3 separate regions of the Homo sapiens genome follow, and all the other regions are linked to region 3. Evidence: chromatin loops called from intact Hi-C (ENCODE). Cell type or tissue: mammary epithelial cell. All regions are shown on one strand. Region 1 overlaps LOC105379013 (a long non-coding RNA gene). Region 2 holds the start of LOC124900991 (a long non-coding RNA gene). Region 3 holds the start of LOC107984116 (a long non-coding RNA gene).

Region 1 (4,000 bases), 320 kb before region 3:
TCAGGTTGTGAGGATTCAATTTAATATTATGCAATATGTGCAAACCATGTAACTCAAGGCTTGTTACATAGTAAACAAGGGAAAATTGTAGCAACCACAGCAACTATTCCTACACATTTTGAGAGGGGGAATATTTGGCCTTCCAAAGGTACTTGAAGATAACTATGTGATATTCACATTATTAAAAAAATTAAAAGGCATAAAACTAGGAAAATAATTTGGGCTTGAGAATTCCACATTGCCCTTTGAGACAACTGGCAAAACCTTGAAATGTCTCAACCTCAGGGATAGGAATTTCTACACTAGAGATAGACATTACCTGTCTGGCAGCTCCCGGAGACAGAACAGAGGGCCTGGCCACCCCTGGAGAAGACTTCTCCCTCCCACTAAGCTAAGGGCATCCCATTCCCTGTCCTTTCCCTCACCTCACCCTTTTCCACCCACCAGCTCCCCTCCCAGCTGTGAGAGCCTGCAAGAGCCTGCCTAATCTGAACTTGGAGACTGCTCTTTTGCCTTTAAAATGCCTTGCCCAGCTTAATCAGTAACCAGCGATCCTCTAACTGCCAGTTAGTCTCCTGCCCTGACATGAGCTCCTTCTCCTGCCAGCCGGCAGATGTGACTTTTTTAGGAAGATTCAATTCCCAGCCTTTGCCCTTCCTGCCAATGACAGCTTCCCTCTTTGAAGGTTACCTGTCGCTAGCATTCTTGCGCATGAATGCAAACTAAAGTGGGTGCTTATCCTGACCTTGAAGAAGCACATCATTCTGTATATGAGTTCTAAAAAAGCACACTTGACATTTGCTGTCTTATGTGTGTCAGGACTGAGAAAAGGAAGCCCCACATGGCGGGATACCCTCTTAGGTCCACAGATCTGGCTTGTGAATGGCACTTGTCAACTAAATCTTGCAATGATATTCAGCAGGCATGATGTGGAGGAAATGTTAATGAAATCCTGCCTAACTGAAGGAACACATTTGAATAGAATCAAAGTCATATGTGGGATTTTTTTTCTCATATACTGTCTTCTCTGCATACATTAACCTTTTGCCAGCTTTAAAAAAATAAAAAGACATAAAACTAGAATGATTCACTCATTCAATCATTCTTCAAACACTTATGGAGCACCCATTATGTACCAGACCCTGGTACAGGGAATAAAATATTGAATGAGACACAGATTATTTTAGGCAAATAATCTATTATTCAGCATTTTATGGTGAGAACCCAACTTCTCAATTTGTTAAAAAAACAAAGTATTTCAAATGACCCTTTGCTTCATTTTAAAATAGGCAAAGGGAAAGGCGGGGCTCTTAGAAAGAGCAGAGTGTTACATTAGCTAAGTCATGCTGTGGACTTGTGAAAATTTTTTGAGAGGCAATAGCATGTTGAGTTATGGGAAACAGACATGCAAGCAACCAGGATGGATGGGATGATCTTGGACAGTCTTTCAGGAGAGTGCCTAGACATGCCATTGTTTGTGAAATTGTCTTTCAAACAAGAAGAACCTATAATGGCAAAGTTAGGCTAGCCCTCCCTTGTCCAGTCTCTTCCTCACTGCCTGACACCACTGATAGAGAAATTCAGCTGAGCACTGCTCTGCTGATAGTGGTGTGAGGCACTCCATTTAGCAGAAGCTTCCTGATGCAGAGTTTTTAGAGAACTCAAGGACTTGCTCTGTCATCATCATAAGTGCATGTTTCCATCGCTGAGTCAGAAGAATGAAATCGGAGCTGGACCAGACACAAATGGGTGAGTCAAAAGAAAGACTTGCTGCAGAGCAAGCCCCACTGCTGCTAAGATTGCTGAGGTGTGGTGTGGAGCAGCTCAGCAAATGCCTAGGGCCCATTCATTCATGCAACAAATGGATATGAAATACCTCGTGTGTTTTGAGAACTGTCCTAGGTACTAGGGACAGAGCATCGAACCAAACAGACAAGGCCACACCCTCGGGAGGCTTATATTGTAGGGAGAGTGACAATAAATGAATGGTATCATTTAAATTATTAAAAGAGTGAGGAAAAAAATAAAAGATGAGCTAAAGAGTAACCTATAAAAAAAGACTTACATTGGTCCAGACTGTATTGCAGACAACAGAATCCACTCTAGCTAGTTTAAGCAGAAAGGAATTCCATACAGGGAATTCAGTGATTACAAAATTGTTAAAAGGACTAGAGGAGGAGGCTCTAGACTGACCTCTCAAGAACAATCCCCCATCTATGCACATTCTAAGAAACTGTTGTATGGTGACTTCTGTTGATATCTGGGGTGGGGTGGGGGATGCTGTTGTATTAGGGAAGGTACTACACCCCTGCTGACTGCAGAACCATACTAGCCCCCAGTGCAATCAAAATAGCAGACACTGAATCAAGAAGCTGCCTCTTCCTGCTACAAGTCACAGCCACAGCAATGACTACTTGCTCCAGACTCAAACCACTTCTGCCACAATCCATGCCAACACAATGACACTTGGTCCCATCAAAATGGAGATCCTGTGAACCACAATATCGATGCCTTGCATTTTGTTGGGGGAAACTGAATCATTTCTAGTACCCAAGCTTCAAGACAGTCTGGAAAATGCGGGTTTTAGCTTTGCATTCTTGACATGGGATAAGGGAGTTTGAAGGGATGTTAGACTACCCAATCCATAGTAGCTACCAAACCACTTTGAGAAAGATAGTCAGGGCATGCCTCTGTGGAAGGTGACATTTAAGCTAAGACCACGTGAAGGACTGACAAAGAAACAGTCCAGGAGACACAACAGCAACAACTCTGGACTTAGTAATTGGGGGCAATAGAGAACTTAGAGAAGTTAGCAGAAGCTAAATCAAGCAAGGCTTTGAAGATCATATTTAGGAGTTTGGAGTTTATTCAGAATGCAAGAGAAAGTTTCATGAAGGAGACTGGCAAAATCTGATTTGTATTTTTAAAAGAAAATTTCATCCGTAAGGTGAAGAATGAATTATCAAAGGGCAAAAATTGAGCCAAGGAAGAAAGACAGAAAATTATTGAAGATTAGAGATGATGGTGCCTTGGGCTAGATGTTGTCTGCAGAAATAAAGTTGACACTTTCTCTGTGTGTTTTTTAGGGAGAATTACAGGGTTTCAGAAGGAATTAGATGTGAGGAGTTACAGAAAGAAACATTCAGGATTGCTCTCGTATTTCTAATCCAAACAAAGGGTGGGTGATATTTCATTTGCTGGATTGAGGAAGAGTGAGTAGAACATGTCTACAACTGACCAAAACACACAGTTCTTGATGTTTAAAAGAGATCTGTCATGTAGACAGGATGGAGGTAGACACAACCAGAAAGCTTCAGGCTTTGCTCTCCCAACTGGCCGCTAATTTAATTCTTCAGAGTATTCCTGAGGTTCTGGAGAAGTGGGTCTCCAACTCTATGTACCTAAGATTCTGACACAGGTGGGATCCATATTTAAAGACATGTGGAGCAGTGTAGAATTGTTTGGGGGGCTGGTATCTAATCTTCATGAGGAATGAAAGTCATAAAATAAAGAGTTCATTTGGAGATAAAAAGCAGAGTTCTGAAAAGTGCTATAAATTTAGAACAGTGGCAAATCAAAGCCTCGTGCTGCCATTTTGGCACAGCAAAATAATCCTAAGGTCACCTGCCCCCATGCCCTTCCCTTTCTTACCTCTATTCATTTCCACCACTAAAATATTTCTTAGAATCACTTGCATAGGATGCTTACTGGGTTTTTAGGAACTAATAATTAAATGATGAAATGATGTCAAAAAACAAAATGTAGATTACTGTCTCTTTATAAATATAAATGCTATAAATGATCAGCCTGGGAGTCACTCTTTACTTGGAAAAACCACAGCTCTAGACGATGCTATAATGTCTTCAACAAATAAATAAACCAACAAGAATTTAAAAGTCTCAGCAAGAGACAGAAGGAGAGGCCATGCCTGAGCCCTGCCTCTCTTAAGCAACCAGAGCTCTTAGAATAGCTCTGTTGCTGGGGCAGAAGCAAATCATCT
Region 2 (4,000 bases), 260 kb before region 3:
CGTAATTTTGGGCAAATACTTTCCCCTCTCCGAGATTCAATATCGTCTACTGTAAAACAGAGATAATAATATCCACGACCTTGCAATCCTAGAAATAGGATTGCATTTAGATCTAGGTAGCAATTAGTGGTAATGTACAAAGCAGGCTGTCAATAAAAGGTTTCATTGCTGGGTTATCAAATTTTTTTTTTACTAATATTGTGAGATTTGTCAGGGGCAACATATAAATATCAGAAGAAATTAACTAGGCAGAATTCTGTTGTTGAAGGAGTTTCAGGCCTTGTGTTTCTGCTTAAATATCACCAGGCTGACTGTGATGGAACTGTGAGGCACCCAGCTGATCATTTCTTAGAAGCTCGGTATAAGGGCAGATGGTAAGACAGGTCTAACTTTCAATGTCAAATGATATTATTAAAGTTAAACAGTCTGGATAGGCTTGGGGAGGTTAACTCCGCTTTCTATACTCTGCACACCCTAGAGCTAAGTGCCTAGAGCTGAAAGTGCTGCCAGCAAAGTGAAGCTGCTCTCGAGGGGAATACACTTGGCAAAAAGAGCGCTCATCAGGAGCAGGTGGTGAAAACTCCACTAAGTTAGTGAGAACATCTCAAAGCCCAGAATCTAGGCTTTAAATATTAATCTGACTTCAGTAAGAAAGAGCTAGTTTTTACCCATTAGCTGAGAAGCACTTCAGCTCTGACTTGTTATTTTTAAGCAGTAATGTTTTTTTAAAGAGTCCAATTCTGCTCCCCATAAGGGAGAGGACTAGCTTGAGCAAACCCCAGTGGTCTTTTTTCTTCAGAGTGTGGGAACAGAGAAGCAGTCGGCTATCATTCAGCTTGTGCCGTCCCGAGGTCACCACACCTGATGCTGGTTTAGAGATGAGATTAACCACAGTTCAAGAACAAACTCTCTCCGCAACGTAGGCTGGAATGGCTCCACGAGCCAAACCACTTGACAGAATTTTAAGAAACAGAAATCTATTGCTGTTTCCTTTCTATACTGGAAATATACAAGATATTGAGGCTACTCACCCCATCAGGCCACCAAAAATACGTGTATGTTCTATTGCCATCTGATGCCATCCTACCCCACATGCACAATGCCAGTGTGGGGGCTACAAAGTACCTCGGTGCCTATTTTAATCCATTTAGGCCACTCTAACAAAAATACCATAGATTAGGTGGCTTACAAACAACAGAAATTTATTTCTCAAAGTTTTGGAGACTGGGAAGTCCAAGGTCAAGGCACTAATCTTGGTTTCTGGGGACAGCACACTTCCTGTTCATAAGGCAGCAGTCCCTTTGCTATGGCAGAATGGGTAAGCGACCTCTCTAGGGTCTCTTTTCTAAGGGCATTAATCTTATTCCTGAGGGCTCCACCCTCGTGACCTAATCACCTCCCAAAGGCCTCACCTCCAAATACCCTTACACTGGGGATTAGGTTTCAACATCTGATTTGAAGGAGACATAAACATTCAGTCTATAGCAGTGCCCCAATTCTGGATTTTTTTTCCTCTCACTTTCAGAGCAGAACTCATCTGAGTGAGAATGATTACCTTTTCAAATAGATGTTAGTTTCATTCTAATCAGGGCTTTGGAAGAGAATCAGGGAAAGAGTCTTCTCAGAAAAGGAGTCTGAAAGAAGAAGTTGGCAGAATTTCAGCAAACAGGAGTTTAAAAAAATCTAACATCATGAATCTGTTCACTAGCAGGAAAGAAAATATATTGTATTTTCAAGGCAGGGTAACAATGTTGCATAACTTAGGGTTGGGGGGTTGGCATTCACTTTACAGTCTATGTGAAGGGTGCCCCCTAGAGTTGTACAGTGGGCAGCCTGTGCACCCAAATTTGAAAAGCCCTGGTTCAGGGTATCCAAGTCAGAAAAGTATCTACAATCATTTCCACACAGGCATGAAAGCTTTAGTCTATGGAAAAAATTAAGTTGTGATAGACTATTCTGTGGAAAATTCTTAATGCACACAGTGGAACCCAAATTTCCCACCGAAGTGAGTCCTAAATTATAACCGGGGTTGAGGGGGGACTTGGAGGTCATTTAGACCATCACTTCATTTTGCAGATGAGGCAACTTTAGCCCAGAGACATGTCTTGCCCAAGACCAGCAAGGCTATGCTAAAAAAGTGAAACAGACTTCCCCTGCTTCCCATAGATGGCAAAATAGGCCACTTTGCTGTGAATGGCATTCAGTCACCCAGACCCCAACCTGAGCCTAATTCATCATTATCATCACTCAGCACTTACGGAGCACCTTCTAAATACTAAGCCTTTCTTGAGAATACACAAAGAGTCTCTCCAAAGGTCCCAGCCCATGAGGCAACAGGAGGGCAGATCTTCGCATAAATCACACATCCTTTGGTCCAGGAAATGAAGACTTTGCTAGAAACGTTTCCAGGCACAAAAGTAGTATAACCCTCTTTGAGCCATGAATGGTTATGGTCCGTTGAACAAATCCTTATTTAGGCTTTTCTTTCTGAAGAATGTCCCCGTTGGAGTTGACTAACTTCTTTGAAGCTGCCTTGGTTTATTGGTTAAATATTTACTCATTAATATATTTAAAAGCCATATTATTTACACAATGGATTTGGAACCATTCTGGACTATTGGGTAATTATTACCTATTTAAAATCAGGCTATCCAAAGCAAGAAAACTGATGGTCATTTATAGGGAGAATGGGGAAATTTACAGGTTACTGAGGTTGATCTTTAATCTAAATTTTATTTTTAACCCAGTCATTCTACTCCTTCTAACGGGAGTTTAATGCATGTTTGAATGTGTGTGGTGAAAGTGAGGTGGGAGGAGAGAGAAGCCCTTTTACCAAAACCCAGTGCAATTAAACTGCTTTATGGACAAGCTCTCTGCCAAATTTCTTGTTGAAATCAAAGACACCTTTGAGTTTGTTATGCAAGAGCAGGGCAAAAAGCACCTGCAGTCACGTCTGTTTCTCATTTTGTACTCGTGTAACTCAGATGCCCTGTGGATTAAGTGGAATCTGCTCCTGAGTCGAAATCGTGTACACCACGTGTCAGCTCAGCTTGAATTTGGAAACAGGAGCTCAGAAGGTGCCATTCAAACATGTGGCTCTGGTTTTCCCCAGGTGTAACTTGAACGCGGGAGTCATGTTATGGGGCCCCTGCCCCCAGCTTCGCTCTAAGTAAGAGATACAGCAGCACCTTGTTTCCATTTGATCGTGCTGCCCCCCACTCCTCACCCGCATATGAGTGCCCATTTAGGCTTTCATGAGAGAAGGTGGAAAATGAGTGCTGTGAATGTGCGTGTGGACAGTTCATGACCTGTGCATGAATTTACAACCGTGTCCTGACACAGAGAAAGGAAGACAACCAGAATGCGTGACCAAACATCCCCAGGTAGCCAACATAGGTCACTTCTCTGGGCAGATACTGTTTGTGCCCTACTTAAATGTAAAAAGCATTCTCTGGGTCTAGAGAGGTTGCATTAGGGTAAAATAAGTACTCAGCTTTTATGTTAAGACTCCAACCAAATTCTTTCCAGTTTTAACCCAAAGAGGCCTCTTTTAAATATCACACTGATAAGGAATTCTGGATCTTGTCTCTTTGATCACATTTTAAAATATTAGCTTCTTATCTGCCTCTTCATTCACTCCGTGGATTCAACAAATATTTAATGAGTACCTGCTATGTGCTATCGAGCATCAGCAGCTCATAAAACACCAAGGACTTTGCTTTCATGGAGTTTCCTTTCTATCTGGGGAGGGGAAGTATTGGCTTTGAACTAGCTTGGTGAATATGTGTTCCAGTTAAAGTCAAGTCTCCATGTGGCATTCCAGATTTACACAGGATAAATTGGGATGTGATAATTTGCTTCAAAAAAAGATTCAATATTTTGCTAAAAAAAAAAAATCACAGAAGGATTCCCTTTAAATCTAAAACTCCTGTAGCGCCCCCTCCCAACCCAGTCATTTTATTTATTCTGCATTTTTTGAGGACTCCATGTATTATTAAAT
Region 3 (4,000 bases):
ATAGAACAATCTCATGCCAGGCAGACACAGCTACTAGGAGAAGGGGCCAGGTTCAAGTTAAGACAACAGAAGAATTTTCCAGCACCTCCTTTCCAGCCAGAGATAAGTCTCCATTGGCCAGTACTGCCAGACAGAACTCCAGAGATCATGGCCAGGGATCCTGGAGTTTCTCAGCTCACACAGGACCACCATTTCTCAGGGTGTCATTTGACCAGCCCCAACCACTCCAGTACTCTGCCCATGTCCACCAATGCCATGTCCACCACCTCATGGGTGTCACATGTGGTTATTCCTGGAGGTAGGTTAAGAACCAGACCCTCAGCCAGGTGTGGTAACTCACACCTGTAATCCCAGGACTTTGGGAGGCTGAGGCAGGCAGATCACTTGAGGTGAGGAGTTCGAAGTAAGTCAGCCTGGCCAACATGGTGAAACCCCATCTGTACTAAAAATACAAAAAATTAGCCAGGCATGGTGGCTTGAGCCTGTAATCTCGGTACTTGGGAGGCTGAGGCAAGAGGATAGCTTGAACCCAGGAGGCGGAGTTTGCCATGAGCCAAGATCAAGCCACTGCACTCCAGCATGGGTGACAGAGAAAAACTCTGTCTCAAAAAAAAAAAAAAAAAAAAAAAAAGAACCAGACCCTCTACTCCAGCCCTTGCCCTTTCAGGCTGGGATGAGGGAAGGAGGGCTAAGTCTTGGAAGGAGAGATTCCTGGATTAACTTCCTCAGCCCACAACGACTGGCAGTTGCCACCCACTCCAGCCATGTGCCTGTTCTCACCCACCCACAGGGTTGCCAAGGCCTGAGGGAGGTGGCACTGGCAGAAACCATAATTAGGGATTTCATCATATACTTTAGCTAGAATTGAGAACAAATTCTTCCTTACAACATGCAAATCTATTGTTCGACTTTCAAACATCCAACTAACTTTCAAACACATTTTTGGGAACCCATTAGATACGTAAGGAAGACACTACCTCTTCTGAACTGTAGACATGGCCTTGAAATTCAGACAAGAGCATGTCCAGGGTTGACACAATAATGGAAGATTCAAAAAACACGTGATGAAAGAGAACATGGAGGTCAGCAAACATGGTCCAGCAAGGTCCAGGTTGCACCAAGGCAAGCACAGACCCAGAAGCTATGAGGGAAGGAAAGGGGGAAGTACAAAGAGGGTCTTCATCCCTCCTGTGTCCCTGGCTTCAAAGGAGTGAATTCCCATTCAATTTCATAAAAGACTTTTCACCATTTCCTATATAGACAAATTAAAGCAGCAAGTTGACCATCTGAATAATCTATTGTTATAGATCAATGTCTGGATATTACTGGGGGAGAGAGGTGTTTGAGCTTTGAGCTTTTTCTCAAAGGCTAAAGGGACAAATTTTAGGATTTTCCCAAATTATCTCAATAATTTTTTCAACCCTTCACTTCAGACAAAATATTTAAGGAAATGCTATTTCCATAGTATTCTTGGGTCATACCTATAGAGCCACAGCCAAGGGAGGGGCACAGGAGGGAAGAAGGAGGGGTAGAGTCACCCAGATTACCTGTCTGGTTGCTTAGACTGGTCCAATTTCACTAAGAATCACACAAACCTCTTCATTCCTTCTGCTTTGTTCACCTGACCTTTTTCAATTTCTTTTTCCTTTCTCCATTACCCTAAGGGAGTAATCTAGCCACTCTGGCTTTCTTTGCATGCAAAATGTAACAGTTCCTTCTTTCGTCTTTCAGATAAAGGCAGTCTTGGGGAGGGGAAGAGAAAAGTGCCTGGCTTCTCCAAATTAGCTCTGAAATAAAAGTCACTGCCAGATGTTATATAAAAGGTGACGTAATCCTAAAGTACTTCATTACATATGCAGCTCTGCTGTTCAGCCCAGGAGGAGTTTATTACATTTTGTCGATCCCATTTTCTATACCCACATCATTTTTACATAATTTTTCCTGCCTGACAGACATCTTCACATTTTCACAGCAACCCATCAAGATAGCGTTACAACAGCACAGGAAACCAGGCTAGCAGTTTACAAATAATGGTGTTAATAAGTCAGATTTGTCCCTGAGATACAAATCAGGAGTAAATGGTCTATCCATGTGTGTGAAAAGCACATCTATTTCAGAATAACAGGGAAGAAAGCAGAGCACCATTTCAACTGGCACCGTGTTCCTTCAGAACACGTACCAAACCTATTCGACAAGTAGGAAAATGGAGAAATGTCAATCTAAAGTTATTCTTGCAATTCTTTTCGTTTTCCTAATAAATTCTTGGCTCAGAGTGAAATAGATGACCATGGAAAATGCATTAAGATCAAACTTCCTGCCTTTTTGGATTGCACAAAATTTAGAAGAAAATACACCATTCGTACCAATGAAGTATCTAGCTACTGAGATGCTTTAAGTGCAAACACTGAGAGACACTTCCTCCCACTCGCCAGGTGCTAAGCATCCTTCCCTGTCTCCCTGGGCACTCATGGCCCCACTGCCCCCTGATGGTAAAAAGCAGCAGTGCAGGCTGGACCATTCTTCAAGGAGGATTGACAGACTGGAGTGGACGGTTCAAAGGCATTTGCCTTAAGGTCAGTGTGAGAGGCCAAAGACACTGAGCTCCTAGTTACTAGTCAGAAACAAACTTATGCGACTCAGAATTCCAGTGGGATAAGAAAATGCCTGTGACTCCCACCCCAAGGAATCATACATAGAAGGAAATTTCATCTTTAGAACCTCCTTCAGCCTTAAGGAAAGATCCCTGTAAAAATGAACTTTGTGTTTTTAAACAGTAATTATAAACTTAGAGTAATGGAGGTTTTATTCTTTTATAAGAGTGGGACTTGGATATAGGAGAAGGGGAGATGTAAAGGCTTCATGGAGGAATTTTGACCCCCTCCCTTCCACTCCCACCCCCTCACTGCCTAGAAAATAAGAGGTATTAGCAACTAGCCCCAAAATAAATGTACCTAATGTCATACTTTTATCCAAAGTCATCACATTCCATAGTTCTACAAGTAGTTTGTTTCACAGGTTCAAATTTTCTTCTCCTTTTTAAAGCAGTTTTTCTTTATATCAAAGTAATTCATGCACATAGTATAAAGAGTCAAACTGTTCTACAGCAGTCCAAGCAGTCCCTACCTCGTGTTTCCTGCTCCCAGAAGGCAGATACTTCCAGCTCTTTTAACTGAACCATTTACTTTTTACCTCTATATCTCTAAATGTCATGTTCATGTTGCTGCCTCTTGATTTTTTAGTTTAAGCTTCATATATTGACTTTGCACTATGGAAGATGACTTCATAAGTACCCGCACACACATACACAACCCCACCATACATATATACTTCCCAGTATAATTTTGGTAAGAGCAATAATCAATATTTATAGAGCTATAACTATTAAATTCTTGACCACAAAGCCATGTGGTATATCCTGTTCACATTTCCTTTCCTGAACAAGTTTATATTTTCCCTGGAATTAAAAAAACAGTCTTTTCTTCACATGCTATGTTTTATATGTATTGATTATATTAGTTTCCTAGGACTGCCATAACCAAGTACCACAAACCAGGTGGCTTTAAACAACAGAAGTTTATTGTCTTATAGTTCTGGAGACTAAAAGTCTAAAATTAAGTTATCACCAAGGCCATGCCCTCTCTGCAGGCTCTTCCTGCCCCCTTCAGCTTTTGGCATTTGCCAGCAATCCTCAGCAGCCCTTGGCTTGCAGATGTGTCACTCCAATCTCTGCCTTGTTACTTGTTATATGGCCTTTTCCTTTTTTACTTTTTTTTTTTTAACAGGGTCTCACTCTGTTGCCCAGACTGGAGTGCATTGGCATGATCATGGCTAACTGCAGCCTCAATTTCCTGGGCTCAAGCCTTCCTCCTCCCACCTCAGCCTCCCAAGTAGCTAGGAGTACAGGTACATGCCACCACTTCTAGCTAATTTTTTTTTTTTTTTGGAGAGACAGGGTCTCACTATGTTGCCCAGGCTGGTCTCAAACTCCTGGCCTCAAGCA

The links. A loop is a pair of places that touch in the nucleus more often than their neighbours do. Peaks named below come from ENCODE experiments on the same cell type or tissue, not always from the same donor. Only the 100,000 strongest peaks of a DNase experiment are listed, where the experiment ranks them.
Region 1: a loop joins it to region 3, with 2.3 times the contacts of the local background. A loop is called at or near these places in 1 of 110 quality-filtered maps.
Region 2: a loop joins it to region 3, with 2.6 times the contacts of the local background. A loop is called at or near these places in 1 of 110 quality-filtered maps.

What each region holds. Positions count from the first base shown.
Region 1 is chr5:68,682,087-68,686,086 of GRCh38, forward strand. All of the region lies in intron 2 of LOC105379013 (a long non-coding RNA gene), which reads right to left. Among named protein-coding and RNA genes, the nearest start is that of LINC02198, 350 kb to the right of the region's middle. In mammary epithelial cell, no CTCF peak of the experiment used is centred here; a DNase peak (open chromatin) is centred at 1,775.
Region 2 is chr5:68,743,898-68,747,897 of GRCh38, forward strand. The region is part of intron 2 of LOC105379013 (a long non-coding RNA gene); the gene reads right to left. LOC124900991 (a long non-coding RNA gene) reads right to left here and starts at 2,496. Exons shown (of 2, transcript XR_007058807.1): 1 at 2,259-2,496; 2 at 1,182-1,634. In mammary epithelial cell, a CTCF peak has its summit at 1,848 (motif pointing left); no DNase peak of the experiment used is centred here.
Region 3 is chr5:69,005,480-69,009,479 of GRCh38, forward strand. The region is part of intron 1 of LINC02198 (long intergenic non-protein coding RNA 2198); the gene reads right to left. LOC107984116 (a long non-coding RNA gene) reads right to left here and starts at 1,706. Exons shown (of 3, transcript XR_001742709.2): 1 at 1,548-1,706. In mammary epithelial cell, a CTCF peak has its summit at 2,484 (motif pointing left); a DNase peak (open chromatin) is centred at 2,492.